2 separate regions of the Homo sapiens genome follow, and region 2 is linked to region 1. The links are chromatin loops, found by intact Hi-C in ENCODE. Cell type or tissue: CD14-positive monocyte. All regions are shown on one strand. Each heading gives the region's core, and the rest is flanking DNA. Links, peaks and the distances in the headings are about the cores only.

Region 1 (6,806 bases), core at 1,087-6,086:
TCCCCAGCCCCTCCCAGCGCTCAGAATAGCCCCTGCCACCACTGCTGCTGCCACCGCTGAGCCATCAGGGCCCGCCAGAGCCTGCTTCCCAGTGCTTGCTGCCAGCTTTCCCGGCTCACTCAGGGCAAGTGAGGACAGGAGGACGCGCTTCTCTGAGGCTTGATGGGCATAGCTGCGCTGCATCCCCAGAGCCCACCTGGAAAAAGTCAGCCATCCTGGGATTGGCTGCTGCCACTTGCTCAGGACCTGTGTGCCCTGGTCCTCATACCCCCGGCTGAAAGCAGAGAGGGCTGCCTCTCAGAGAAACCCAGGTCTGGGAAGGAAGAGGTTTGCTCAAGGAAGTGCAGTGAGTTGGGAACAGAGCCAGACCACAATCAACCCAATCATTCCTAGCCCATCATGCAGGAGCTTGAGAAGACCCTCCCCTAAACCACATGGTTATCAAGAACCCCCACCCTGCCAGCACTGAGCAGAGCCTGGCTGATATTTAATGCCACCGTTGCCAGGAAAAAGGAATAGCACAGAGATGATGTCTGGGGACACCTCTGGAGGGGAGGGGAAGGGGCTGGTGACCAGAGGAGGCCTCCAGGGGCAGAAAGGGGGAGTGTCTGCAGAAGCCAGAGGGGATATCAGGACAGCTGGGAGCGCCTCCAGGACAGGCTCAGGCCTGGCCCCTGCAGGGACAGTGACAGGGAGTGGGTGGGGCTGAGCTGAGGAGGCTCAGCTGAGGGGGACAGTGCAGCAATGCAGCCCCTATAAGAAGACCCAAGGCCCCTTCGGCGGCCTGCACAGACCACAGACCAGGCCTGGGCAGAGAGTTCTGCTGGCTCTGGGGAGGCAGCTTACAGCAGCGACTGCTGGGTGCCCAAGAACATGGAGCCCAGGCCCAAAGGACCTTGTACCTTCCTTGTCCAGGAGGCTGTACCACCACTGGCAGGGTAGAGAATCACTGGCATAGTGATTAAGAAATGAATGCCAAAGTGAGCTCCTCTTACAGGCCAAGCCCATTCTGCACACCATCCCATTCAATCCTATATTCTTATCCCCATAAGGTTCCCCAAGCACTCACTAAGTGCTGGCCCCTGTGGAGCACCTGACAGGCATTACCCAAAAGAATCAGACTCCTAGGAGCAAGAACTGGGCACATCTCGTTCACTGCTGTGTCTCTGGGGCCTAGAGCAGAGGCTGACACAGAGGAGACCTTCTGTAAATATCTGTTGAGTGAAGGGATGTGAAAAGAAATCACAACCACCTGAGAGGCAGAAAGTATTATTCCCATTTTCTGGATGGGGAAAGTGAGGCTGAGAGAAGGGAAGTGAGTAACTTACTTCCCTGGAACTCAAACTAGAGTCTGGGTTTGCTCCTTGCATAGCACCGCGGGGCAGGGAAAAAATGAGCTTGGGGCAAGTAACTTCCCTTTTCTAAGTCTCAGTTTCCTCATCTGGGAAATGGGAATGGCTGCACTTACATCAAGATCCCATATGTGAAGTGCCAAGCACAAAGCCCTGCAAAGAGTATGTCAAACATCACATGTCCTTCGTCCTCCTCCTCTGCCTTGGGTTTGTCCTGATAGTCTAAATTTCGGCAGGACCACACCTGGGAGCTAAGATGCCTGTATGTCACCCCCCTTCTGTACCATGGGAAGGAGGTATATTAATTTGTTAGCACTGCTGTGATAAAGTACCACAAACTGGGTGGCTTAAAACAATAGGAATTTATTGTCTCACAGTTCTGGAAGCTAGAAGTCTGAAATCAAGGTGTTGGCAGGACCACACTGTCTCTGAAGGCTCTAGGGGAGAATCCTTCCTTGCCTCTTCTAGCTTCGTGCAGTTGCCAGCAATCCTGCATGTTTCTTGTCTTGTAGACGCATCATTCGAGTCTCTGCCTCGGTCTCAACATGGTGTTCTTCCCCGCCTGTGTCTTCACATGGCAATCTCCTGTCCATCTCTGTATCTTTCCTATTCTTGTAATGACACCTACCATATTGGATTTAGGGCCCATTCCATTCTAGAATGACCTCATTTTAACTTAGCTAATTATATCTGCAGAGACTTTATTTTCAAACAAGTCTATATTCTGAGGTTCCTGGAAAGGCAAGAATTTTGGGGGGCCACTATGGAACCCATTGCAAGAGATGTAATAGAAAATGTGTAGGATTTGGAGACAGGCAGGTCCAGATTTGAATTCTGCCTCCTTCACGAAGAAGCTATTTGACTTTGGCCTTCTCTGAGTCGTCTTGTTTCTTACCCTGTAACGTGAGGACAACAACCTCGACCTCCCAGGGTTGTTGCAGGGAAAAGATAAGTGATGATTTGATGGCAGTGCCCGGCAGAATAAGACCTAGTATCTCACTGTGGCCTCACTGCCTGCCATGTCCTGCCCAAATGTCCTCTCCTCTGGATTGTCCTGTCCCCAGGGCCTCCAACAGTGGTGTGAAAACACTGGGCTGCAGTATTCTGCTACTGGCCCTGCTCTTGGCTAAGTCACTTCTTTCTGGAACTCTGTTGCCTCATCAGTCAAATGGGTGGAGGACCTAGGCAGATACTCTCGAAGCTTCCATCTGAGGGTGATGTTCACAGAGTCTTGAGACCTCCTTGCAAAATACTAGTTTGGAACTCTAAAGACACAACCATCACTATAAGAAGTCACTGAAAAGGGAGTGAGCTTTCTAGGAGAAAGCTACCCCTTCCAGCTTCCCTCCTCCCACCAGGCCCTCCCAATCCCCACCAGGCCATGGAGGCAGTGGACCTTCCCAAGTCAGTAAGCCTCCACTTGTGAGGACCCCCCAGACTTGCTGCTTCTCCCCTTGGCGGCCATAGCCCCAGCACTGGTAGGTGACTGTGGAAGGAGGTAGCTAGTACCAGCTCCATTAAGGACCCACTGTGTAGCCATGGAATGGTTACTTACCTCAGTTTCCCCATCTGCAAAATGAAGATCACATCTATCCCACTCCCCCAGAGGAGGTACAAGAATAAAAGGAGATAATGAGGTAGGGAAGGAGCTATGTGGCCTCTGAAAAATTGTAAGTATTTCTCTCTCTGGCTGACAGCTTGGCCTTGCCCTGTGTCCTCTAGATGCATGGCCAGCGTCACCACCTCCTCAACTTGACTGTTGGTCTCAGGGCCCCACCACACAGGGAACCCTGGTAGAGAGGCTGGCGCCTCCTGGTGAATTAAGATAATTAGAACAACCAGCCCTGCAGAAGTGGCTGACGGAGGGAGGGAGGAAAGGCCTCCTGTGTGCCAGGCACTGTGTTGTGTGTTCCATCTTATTTAATCCTGAAAGCCACACTCTGGAGTAGCCACAGCTATTCCCATTGCAGATGGGGAAACTGAGGCAGCACTCCTGAGGAAACTTCACAGTGCCATTGTGAGAATGATAATAATAATGACTGCTATGGTCGAAACGTTTAAGTCCGCCCCAAAATTAATATGTTAAAATCCTCACCTGCAAGGTGATGGTATTAGAAGGTGGGGCCTTTGTGTGGTGATTAAGTCTTGGGGCTGGAGCCGTTATGAATGGGATTTGTGCCTTTATAAAGAGGCCCTAGAGAGACCCCCTGCCCCTTCTGTCATGTGAGGTTGGACCAAAAAGTCAAAGTCTATGAACCAGAATACAGGCCCTCACCAGACACTGAATCTGCCAGCACCTGGATCTTGGACTTTCCAGGCTCCAGAAAGGTGAGAGGCACATTTCTGTTGATTATAAGCTACCCAGTTATAGCAGCCCACGTGACTAAGACAATGACGAGAAAATAATGTATCAAAGCACTTACTAAGTGCACCCTTTATGCAAAGTGAGTCCCTGGCTCTCACTTGATCCTAAATTAATCCTAGAGCCTGGGATTATTTTAGAAGGGACAGCAGAGGCTCAGAGAAGTAAAATAAATTTCCCCAGGTCACAGAGCCAGAACCTCAGCCCATATTTTCCAGCCCCGAAGCCAACGCTTTCATGGCTACAGCTGCTTTCTCTCACCTGGTTGCTGCCTGCACAGGTGGGTGTTGCCAAATAAGTGGGGCACAGACTTCCCAGGCCAAATGGAGCAGACAGGTTGGCAGAGAGGGGGCATGCCCTCTTCTCCCCTTTGTGTTGTGTGAAACATGCTTAGCCCACACCCTTAACTTCTACTTTTAATTACTGCAATTTAATATTTGGGTTAGAGTAAGTGAGGACAAGCCAAAAATGTGGTCCCCACCAATGCTGTCATCCTACCCTTTGTAAACTCTCATCAACCAGCCGATAGTCCCTCAGCTGGTCTGACCGCCCTGGGACCTGGTTCCGGCCCCAGGCTGCTTTGCAGTCACTTCTCTGCTGCTCCTCTGGGTGCTAGGCATGGCCTGAGCAGGGCCCCACCACTATGACCACAACTCTTACCCGCAGGGCCCAGGCCAGCCACGTGTGCCGCCCACATTCTCTCTGCAGCTGCCGTTCAGAGGCCCTCTCACCCAGTAGAAAGACCTCATGCCGTGCGTGCTTATCCTAGGCCTACCTGCCTAACATGCTTTTCCTGAACCTTCATTTTTATCTCCTGATCTCCTGGCCTCTGTCCCTTAACATGGAGAGTGCAGGAATTGAGCCCAAAAGGCTTGGGTTAGAATCCCGGCTGTAACTTGGTGACCTTGGACATTTCATTTCCCTGAGCCTCAGTTCCTTAGCAGTAAGACAACACTGGCGTTGGCAGCAACAGCACAGGACTATTGTGAGGATGATAATAATAATAATAATAATAATGACAGGCTGGATGTGGTGGCTTATGCCTGTAATCCCAGCACTTTGGGAGGCCGAGGTAGGTGGATCACTTGAGGTCAGGAGTTCGAGACCAGCCTGGCCAACATGCTCACGCCTATAATCCCAGCACTTTGGGAGCTCGAGGTGGTGGGATCACTTGAGCCCAGGAACTCCAGACAAGCCTGGGCAATGTCCCTACAAAAAAATCAAAAACTTAGCCAGACACAGTGGCCAGTGCCTGTGGTCTAGCTACTCAGAAGGCTGAGGTGGGCCGGGCACGGTGGCTCACGCCTGCACTTTAGGTGAATCCCTGTCTCTACTAAAAATACAAAAATTAGCCAGGCTGGTGGTGGGCGCCAGTAATCCCAGCTACTTGGGAGGCTGAAGCAGGAGAATCACTTGAACCTGGGAGGCAGAGGTTGCAGTGAGCTGAGATTGTGCCGGTGCACTCCAGCCTGGGTGACAGCGAGACTCTATCTCAAAAAAAAAAAAAAAAGAGACAAAAGAAAATAACAATAATATTTCTCAAGAACATATTAAGTACAGCCTCTGTGCTAAGTGATTCCATGGCTCTCACTTGATCCTTCATCAATCAGGAGAGGTTGGCATTATTTTACTGTCATCCCCATTTCACAGATGAAAAGGGGGAAACAGAAGTTCCTGGCACATAGTAGGCACTTGACAAGTGCTGATTGTTTCTATGGCTTTTGGTTTTTCAACCATCTAAATTCATAAATTAAACCAACTATTCTCAAGCTGAGCTAGAGTACACAGCAGTTGTTCCTACCTGTGGCATCTGTAGGTGTCTGGCTTGCTCAGTGACTCTAGCTTGGCAAACGGATTGCCCAGGCTGGCTCCTTGTTCTGAGATATCTCATCCAAAGATCTCATCCATCCAAACTCATAAAGAGCCTATGCTGGGGTCAGGAGATGTGGGCCCCTGGGCCAACTTGACCAGTGTTTTACTTAACTCCTCCGAGCCTCAGTTTCCTCTATTTATGTTGCAGAGAAGAGTAGTAGGAGTGGCACATAATAGGTGCTTCTAAACTTTTGGCTCCACAACCTCTCCATATGCCTTAGTCATTTGCATGAGATATAATTAAAGACCAATTCAAAACACTGACCAGCCAAACACAAAAGGGAGCCATTAACACAGTGAACAAATCAATAGAGAGGGGGTGGGTGAGCAAGCGCTCTCCTGATGTCACTGGATGGGCCCTCCGTCCCCACATTGCAATGTGTGCAGATATGCTACCTTCTTGCCTGCTGGGAAGCACAGAGTTAAATCTTGTATCAAACACAGGAACTATTCTAAGTGTAGGTTTGTAGTTCATTCTCTTTTCCCGTTGTATTACAAAGTTCTTACTTCTTTTCCTTACTTAATGGTTGTATTTTTATTGTATGTGTCATTTTATAAAAATCAGAATCTACCCAAATCCCTTTTTATGGAAGTAGAGGCATAAATGATGAGGGAGGAAAAGTAGTACAGATACAGGAAGTCAATCCACATACAGGGTGAGACAGAACTCAGGCAGCTTTCTCACATCCCTGACCAACGCCTTTGAAAGTCAGCTTGTCTGTCACCTCTTCTAAGAAGCCTCCTTGGATCACTTTGGATGATGCCTTAGGTTTCTCCAGAGAAACAGAGCCAACTGGAGATAGATTAAACAGATTGATTGATGAATAGATAGATAGATAGATGATAGATAGATAGATAGATAGATAGATAGATAGATAGATAGATAGATAATGAGGAAACTGGCTCACACAATTATGGAGACTGAGAAGTTATGGAGGCTAAAAAGTTCCACAGTCTGCCCTTGCAAGCTGGAGGTCCAGGAGAGCCAGTGATATTGTTTCCAGCCCAACCCCAAGTGCCTGAGAACCAGGGGAACTGCTGGTATAAATGCCAGTCCAAGGGCAGGAGAAGACCGATGTCCCAGCTCAAGCAGCAGGCAGGCAGGAAGGAGACAAATCCTCTCCTTCCCTCCTCTTTGTTCTAATCAGGCCTGCAACAGTTTGGATGATGCCCACCTACATTCGGGAGCTCAATCTACTTTACCGAGTCCACTAACTCAG
Region 2 (6,806 bases), core at 936-5,935, 80 kb after region 1:
TGTGCTCAGCACATGATGTCACAGTCATGTGCAAACCTGTCTTTCCTGTGGATGGTGAGCTCTGTAAGGGAAAGGGCTCTACCTTACATCTTCCCGTCTCCCCTGCACCTAGCTCAGGCTAGCACATGGCAGGGACTCTGCAAAGGCTACTGAATTCAGCTGGTGCTCCTTGGTAAAAATAAGGAACAAAAGCTTTACTTCCTCAGTTCACACAATAACACAATAACGTCCATAGCAGAGCTGTCTCTAATCATGTATTCATTCAAATCTGCCCGTGATATGCCAGGCACTGGCCTAGGCAGCAAGAATCAGTCAGCATTAAGAAAATAAACAAGATCCTTGCCCTCATAGAGCTTCTGTCAGTACCTCTTGCCAGTCTCTACCCCTTATACTCTCCCATCATCTCCCCATCCTGCCCCACAGACATCCTCCCAATGCTGGGGGCAAGGAGAGAAAACACCAAAACACAATCCTGCTTCTCTCACCTGCACCAAACCCTCCGGGGGGGCCCCACCACCTCTCCCAAAGGCACTGCATTCCTCTCTCTGCCTTCCCTGAAGGTGACTACTCCAGCTCCCGCACGCTCATTAATTTCATGCTCCGTCTCCTGTGTGACTGACCTACTTTCTGCTCTTTCCCCACGTGGCTGCCCAGTGTCTCTCCCACACCTGGGGCCGGGCTTCCCTCAGCCGCTCCCTCTTCCCTGCAGCGAGATGTTCCCTCTGAGGCCTTGTCCTCCCTACCCCATTCCTGGAGCAGAGGTTTCCGTGGCCCTGGGGAAGGCAGTAACACAGGCCTTAAGTGGGCTCCCTGACTCTGGATTCAAACCTCAGCTCCCTCCCTCTCAGGTGCAGAGTGCTGAGCAAGCCACTGCCCAGTCTGAGCCTTCACTTCCTCATTTATAAATAAGCCTGCTGTGCAAGGTGGTTGTAAAAAGATACCATTGGGAAAAGGGTAGACATCACAGGTATGGATTCAAAAATATCCCTTGTCCCAATCCCACCCACGGGCCCCTGCCCCAGCCGGAATTCCACAATTTCCGAGGAAGCCTGCCACAGCCCCCTCTGCTCCAGGGGTTCTCCTGTCCTTCCCAGCCAAGCCCCTTTCTTTGCCTACTCTCCTCCTTCAAAGCTGTTCCGTGAAAGGGCCGTATATGAAAAGCAGCCTCAAATACTGAAGGAGCCAAGAAACCAAAGGCGGCAGACAGATTCAGTTTGTCGGTACTGTGAAATTGATTATGGGAACTTATAGACAGAAGCATGGTCTTGGATGGCCACAAGATAGGTGGATCTCCACCCAGCAACCCCCCAGACCCAGAGCTTCTATACCACAGGAAAAGGGTATACGTGCTTCAGCAAGACTATTAAAGGCAGCCCTCTAAAACAGGTGAGATGCTGTATGTGTGATAGCTTATAATTTGTATGATAACATCAAGGTTGACTTTCTTACACAAAGGACAGTAAATAAAACGGGAATCGGGGGCATTCACAGGACTGGAGCTAATCAGAAGTCAACATGGAGGATTAGCATCCAAGATGGAGTCACTTTTGTCTCCACAGAGGCCAAGCACAGGGTGCTCCCTCTGAGCAGCCCTCCCATGTTCACCATGTTCACCCCCCGATCCCCTCACACAGCAGCCTGCGTTTCTTTATACCTCCTACCTCACTCGGGAACAGACTTGAGGCAGGGCTTTTAATTGGTAATCCTCATTTGGCATTCATCACAGAGACTTACATCTGGGTTTTTCTGGGAGAGCCCTAATGTCAAATATCCTGCATCTCGGAATAAAAACAATAGTAGCTAACATTGACTGTGGGCTACTTCAGACAGGCACTTCACCAAGACTTCACATGAACCAGTTTGTTTAATCCTTATGATGATCCTATGAAGTAGGTAATATTATTACTTCTGTTTTTCAGATGAGGAAACAGAGGCACAGAGAGGGGGAAAACTTGCCCAAGGTGCCCAAGGCACACAGGGCCCAACCCCAAACCATTATTGAAGCAGCTGAACTGTTAACTGCTGCTTGTATTCAGAACTGGCTCAAAAATCCATTTGAAAAAAAAAAAATGTGTCCTACACACTATATGTAACTTTCCATATGGCAAATAGGATTGTTGGTCCTCTTCTCTCAGGCAGGAGTTAATGGCAGAGTTGAAGCTTCTAGAACTCTGTGCTCTTTCTAGTACATTGGGCTGGAACCAGGGAGCTCTGGGTTCCATGCACATGGTCTGGAAGGCCAGTGTCTGTGCTAGCTCCCGGCAGGGGTCAGAATGCGTGGCTGCTCTGTGCACTGGGTGTGTGCTGGGAATGCAGGGGCCACAGGGATCATCTGATGAGGGGAAACAAGGACACTGTTTCACGGGATGAGGCAGTACCCCGCTTTGGAAATGCAGTGCAGAGTTGCGGGGACATCAACCAGGACCTGTCCATTCTGCAAATCACATTCGAAAATATGGCCGGGGGGCAGGGACAGGGCAGCCATCAACTGCAATGCAGAGCATGGCTTTCCACCCGCCTGGCAGGCGCCTGAGCTCAAGGAAAAGGGCCTGGACAGTGGTTTGCCTTCCCATGGAGTTATGGGGAAGAAGAGGTGCTGAATCCCTATAACACCCCTTGAGTAAAGGGCTGTAGACAAGACGTTTTGTCCAATAGAGTTCATTTAGTTTTAATAATGCATATTTGTTTTCTGATTATAAAGATAAAACATGCTTATTGTGAACATTAAGAAAAATTTAAAAAGTCATCTGCAATCCCACTATTCAAAAATAAGAGCTAACACTTTGGTCCTTTTCTCTAAGCCATTTTTCAATGCCTATGTATTTTTATATCATCAGGGTTCTAACAGTACCATATATCATGAGTATTTTCCCACTCTGAAAACTGTCCAAACCATGATTTCTAATGATTTTGTAATGTCTGGTCATGTGGGACATCCTATAATACATTTAATCATTCTCTTCTTGTTGAATATTTAGATCACTTTCTATTAACCCCATTTCAAAACTGCAATGGCTGTTAGGGCAAGAAGTTATACTGCCCAGTTACATAAAAATGAAGAAATAAATGAATAGGGTCAGTCCAGATGTTTAAGGGTGTGAACAGCCAGAGAGGGAAGTTTGGATCTGATGCCGTGGTCACCCATGTGGGTGGAAGGTCTTGAGCAGGCCATCAAAATGCTCTTTGAACCCTCCCCCAAGGCAGGTGTTGCAGGGAGAGCCTTGGCTTTGAGAATGCTGGCAGAGGGACACTCCTCCCAAAGACTGGCCTAAGGGACAAAGCTCGGCAGGAACCCTGGGGGAACTTGCCAACCTCGCTTCCCTGGTGGTGCAGGACTGAAAAAGGCACTCGCTCTACTTTTCACAGCATTCAAAAGCAGAACTGTCAAAAGCTGGCCCCCAAATGCTCATATTATGTGGGAGAAAGTCTTGGGGAGAAAATGAGGAAGGAGGGGAATTATGCAATTGAAAACATGTACCAATCCAGACAGAATAATGAAGCACAGACACAAGATTCTGCACTCAATGGAAATTGCATTTAGCCATGTTTTGTGGTTTGAGAAAGAGAGAGACTGACTCAGAGAGACAGATGGAGACACACAGGGTGAGGAGAAAGAGAGGGGAAAAACGGAAAGAGACAGATGCAAACAGAGAGTCCGCAGCAGCCAGATGGAGTCCCACCGAGGAGAAGATTGGGAGCAGAGAGGCTTGGGGCAAATGGCTTTGTCTTCTCCCTGTCTTTCTCTCCTGTCTTTGCACCTGGGTCTTCAAAGTGTCAGCCCAGGGCCTAAGCCACTTCGGACATGAGCAAGAAGGAAACCAGGAGACTTCCCTCCTCCTAACTGGAGGTTTGAGTTTGTTTTGATTTTTTTCTATTTTTAAAAAATATTCTCTGTGTTTCCAAGTGTTCAAAAAACAGATCACCCATGGAATACTACTTAACAATAAAAAAGAATGAACTATGGATACACAGGACACCTTGGATGGATCTCAAGGGCATTACGCTGAGTGAAAAACATCAGTCTCAAAAGGTTACATACAGTATGAGTCCATGTATATGACATTCTAGGAATGACAGAATTGTAGAAATGGGGAGCAGATTAGTGGTTGCCAGGGGTTAGGGATGGTGAGAGGGAAGGGGGTGGCTATGATTAAAAAGGGTAACATGAAGAAAACCTTTGTGGTGATGGAACAGTTCTATATCTTGATTGCAGTGTGGTTACATGAATCTATCCATGGGATAAAATGACAATGAACTATACACACACAAGTTACCAATGTCACTTTCCTGATTTTGATATGGTACCATTGGGGGAAACTGAGTGAATGTCATGGGACCTCTCTGTATACCATTTTTGCAACCTCTTGTGAACTTATAATAATTTTAAACTAAAAGTCACCCCCCAAAAAAGTTACAAAAAATAGATCGTGTACTTTTCTTATAGTCAAAAAGTTATGCTAAAATGTTAAGTACCACACAGATGAAAGCTAAAATAGTTATGACAAAATATCATAATTTAAGGGTTATAATCCATATAGAAAGTCTTAAGCAAAAATCCACCCTGTTCAGAAGGCTGAACAGGAACCAACTGGAGGATTTGGAGAGTGTGATTGAGAGGGAAGTGCACTCTGCTTCTTCCTGGCTGTGTGACTTTGGGTGGGTCACCTCACCTCTCCGGGCCCAAATTCCTCATCTGTACAATGAGTTGCTGTGCAGATGAAAGGAGACAGCCCTTGTGAAGCACACAACATTCAATAGATGTGAAGTCCCTTCCTTCCTCGAGCCAGCCAAGGGCTGTGACAGGTGCACTGGCCTGGGAGGGCCCTGCCTTCACCTGCTGGGACCAGGAAGGAAGGTTGGTGCTGAAAGGCCCTTAGAATCCCATATATGCCACCAAGCATGCTATAAAAGTTTTTCAGCCCCACAACAGTTGGAAACAAATACCCATTTTTCCCTGAGAAGGTTTTTCTAGAATTATATTTATCTTTAAGAATAATTTTTAAGGCCATCACAAATGTGGTGGCAGTGAGAGAAAAATCGTATGGCTTCAAAACAGAAACAGACAAAAACAGTAATTCCATTAGTATTTTTAAATGGTAAAAGATGAAGATAAATCTTTCTGCTATGGTAACTGTAAAACACGAGAGATAAGTCAGGTTTTGAAGGGCAGTGATGCTGGCAGCTGAGGGTCACCTGTTCAGAACAGGCCATATCGGTGGGTGCACACGCAGGGGTGGCCTGAGGAGGTTTGGGGGAGCAGTGGAGAAGCCCTGCATTGCATGAATGAACTTGCAGGCTGAGAGCCACTAGGTTTGAGTGGCTGATTCACAGATGAGACCCAAAAAAAGAACGATGTGCCTCAAGTCCTCAGGGCCTGCATGTGGCAGCTCAGGCCCTGCTTCTGGAAATACATCAGCTTAGGGAGTGAGGCTGGTTTTCAGAGGAGCAATGTCTCCTCTTAGAACTGTGACAGCGTTTCAATGACACTTTTCAGTGTACAAAATGCTTCTAGAGAGCTATTTCCTTGGCTTCTCCCTCCTACTTTAAGACTCCCTCCATCCAGGCCCTGCCTAGTGCCCAGTGGAAGGTCAGCCGTCGGCCGCTTCAGCTCCTCGGTGACAGCAGCCCACTCCTTGTTGGACAGCTCCTGTTGTCAGAAAGCTCTCCTCACCAGCCAGTTGTGATGTCTCTGACCCAGACAATCAGCCCCACACACAGCCTGTCACTCCGCGATTTGAATTCCATGCCTGTACATTTTAAAGATGAAAACATCTTTATGAGTCCCTTGTTGAAATGCAAATATGGCTGTGAACACCTAAAGCCCCACGTCAGGGAAGACCTTTGAGATGGAGTGTTGGCAGGAAGCCCTGTGATGGAGACTAGAGGCCAAGAGGTCTAAAGACACTTTTTACAGGGGGCTCTTTGTATCCTCCAGGGCCTGAGTCACCTTGGGGAATAAAAGAGAAGGATCCATAAAGGCAGATTCCTTTCCTTCTTGTATCTGCAAGCCTGGATGCTGGGGGAAAAAAAAAATCCTATCTGCAGTCAGAGAGTGTCTTCCCTGGGGAGATTCAAGGGTCCAGAAACTTCAGATCAAGATGGTGCTGTAAATTCATGCACCAAACTCACAGCAATTATATAAAAAGATAGATTCAAAACAGGAATAGCCATGCTCAAAATCAGAATCAACATTTTTGTGGATCAGAATTTCAATAGAAACACAAGGGGCTACATAATGTGGAAGCCAGGGGTCTGGCACCAGAAGCAGGGGAAGCAGCCAGGAGTTTGACTCCCTCACTGCCTGAGGGGCTAAATGAGACCCTTGTGAGGCCAGGGCCAAATCTCATGATGCTGGTTCAGTGACTGGACATGTGAAATTCCCACCACCATTACAGGATGAAAGCCTTGAGTCAGCAGCCTAAAACCTGGCTCTAGACAGGGTCCCAGGAGTGTGGGGAGAAGCTATCAACCCACTAAGCAGAGTGAGTATGTACAGAAAAATAAATCCCACTTTAAAAAAGCCTGCAAACTAAAATTCCAAAACACATGACGAAAATGAATGCAGATGTAGACAGTCAACAAAACTAATAATTGGCAGAATGAATCCACTACAGACAAAAGTGAAATAATAGAATTATCTGAAAACAATTTCAAAATAAATATGTTTAGACTCTTCAAATAAAGTCAGGAATAACATCCATACATACAAAAGAATAATAAATTATAAATTAAAAACAAGCAGAAACTAAATAAAGCCATTTAGAAACACTGGGAATGAGAAACATAGTTGTTGAACTAAACTGGAG

Evidence for each region. A loop is a pair of places that touch in the nucleus more often than their neighbours do. Peaks named below come from ENCODE experiments on the same cell type or tissue, not always from the same donor. Only the 100,000 strongest peaks of a DNase experiment are listed, where the experiment ranks them.
Region 2: a loop joins it to region 1, with 1.8 times the contacts of the local background. A loop is called at or near these places in 4 of 110 quality-filtered maps.

What each region holds. Positions count from the first base shown.
Region 1 is chr1:41,351,534-41,358,339 of GRCh38, reverse strand. No RefSeq gene overlaps it. Among named protein-coding and RNA genes, the nearest start is that of FOXO6, 6.5 kb to the left of the region's middle. In CD14-positive monocyte, for the core only: no CTCF peak of the experiment used is centred there; no DNase peak of the experiment used is centred there.
Region 2 is chr1:41,271,634-41,278,439 of GRCh38, reverse strand. No RefSeq gene overlaps it. Among named protein-coding and RNA genes, the nearest start is that of SCMH1-DT, 33 kb to the right of the region's middle. In CD14-positive monocyte, for the core only: no CTCF peak of the experiment used is centred there; a DNase peak (open chromatin) is centred at 3,469; H3K4me3 peaks cover 2,936 bases; H3K27ac peaks cover 3,984 bases.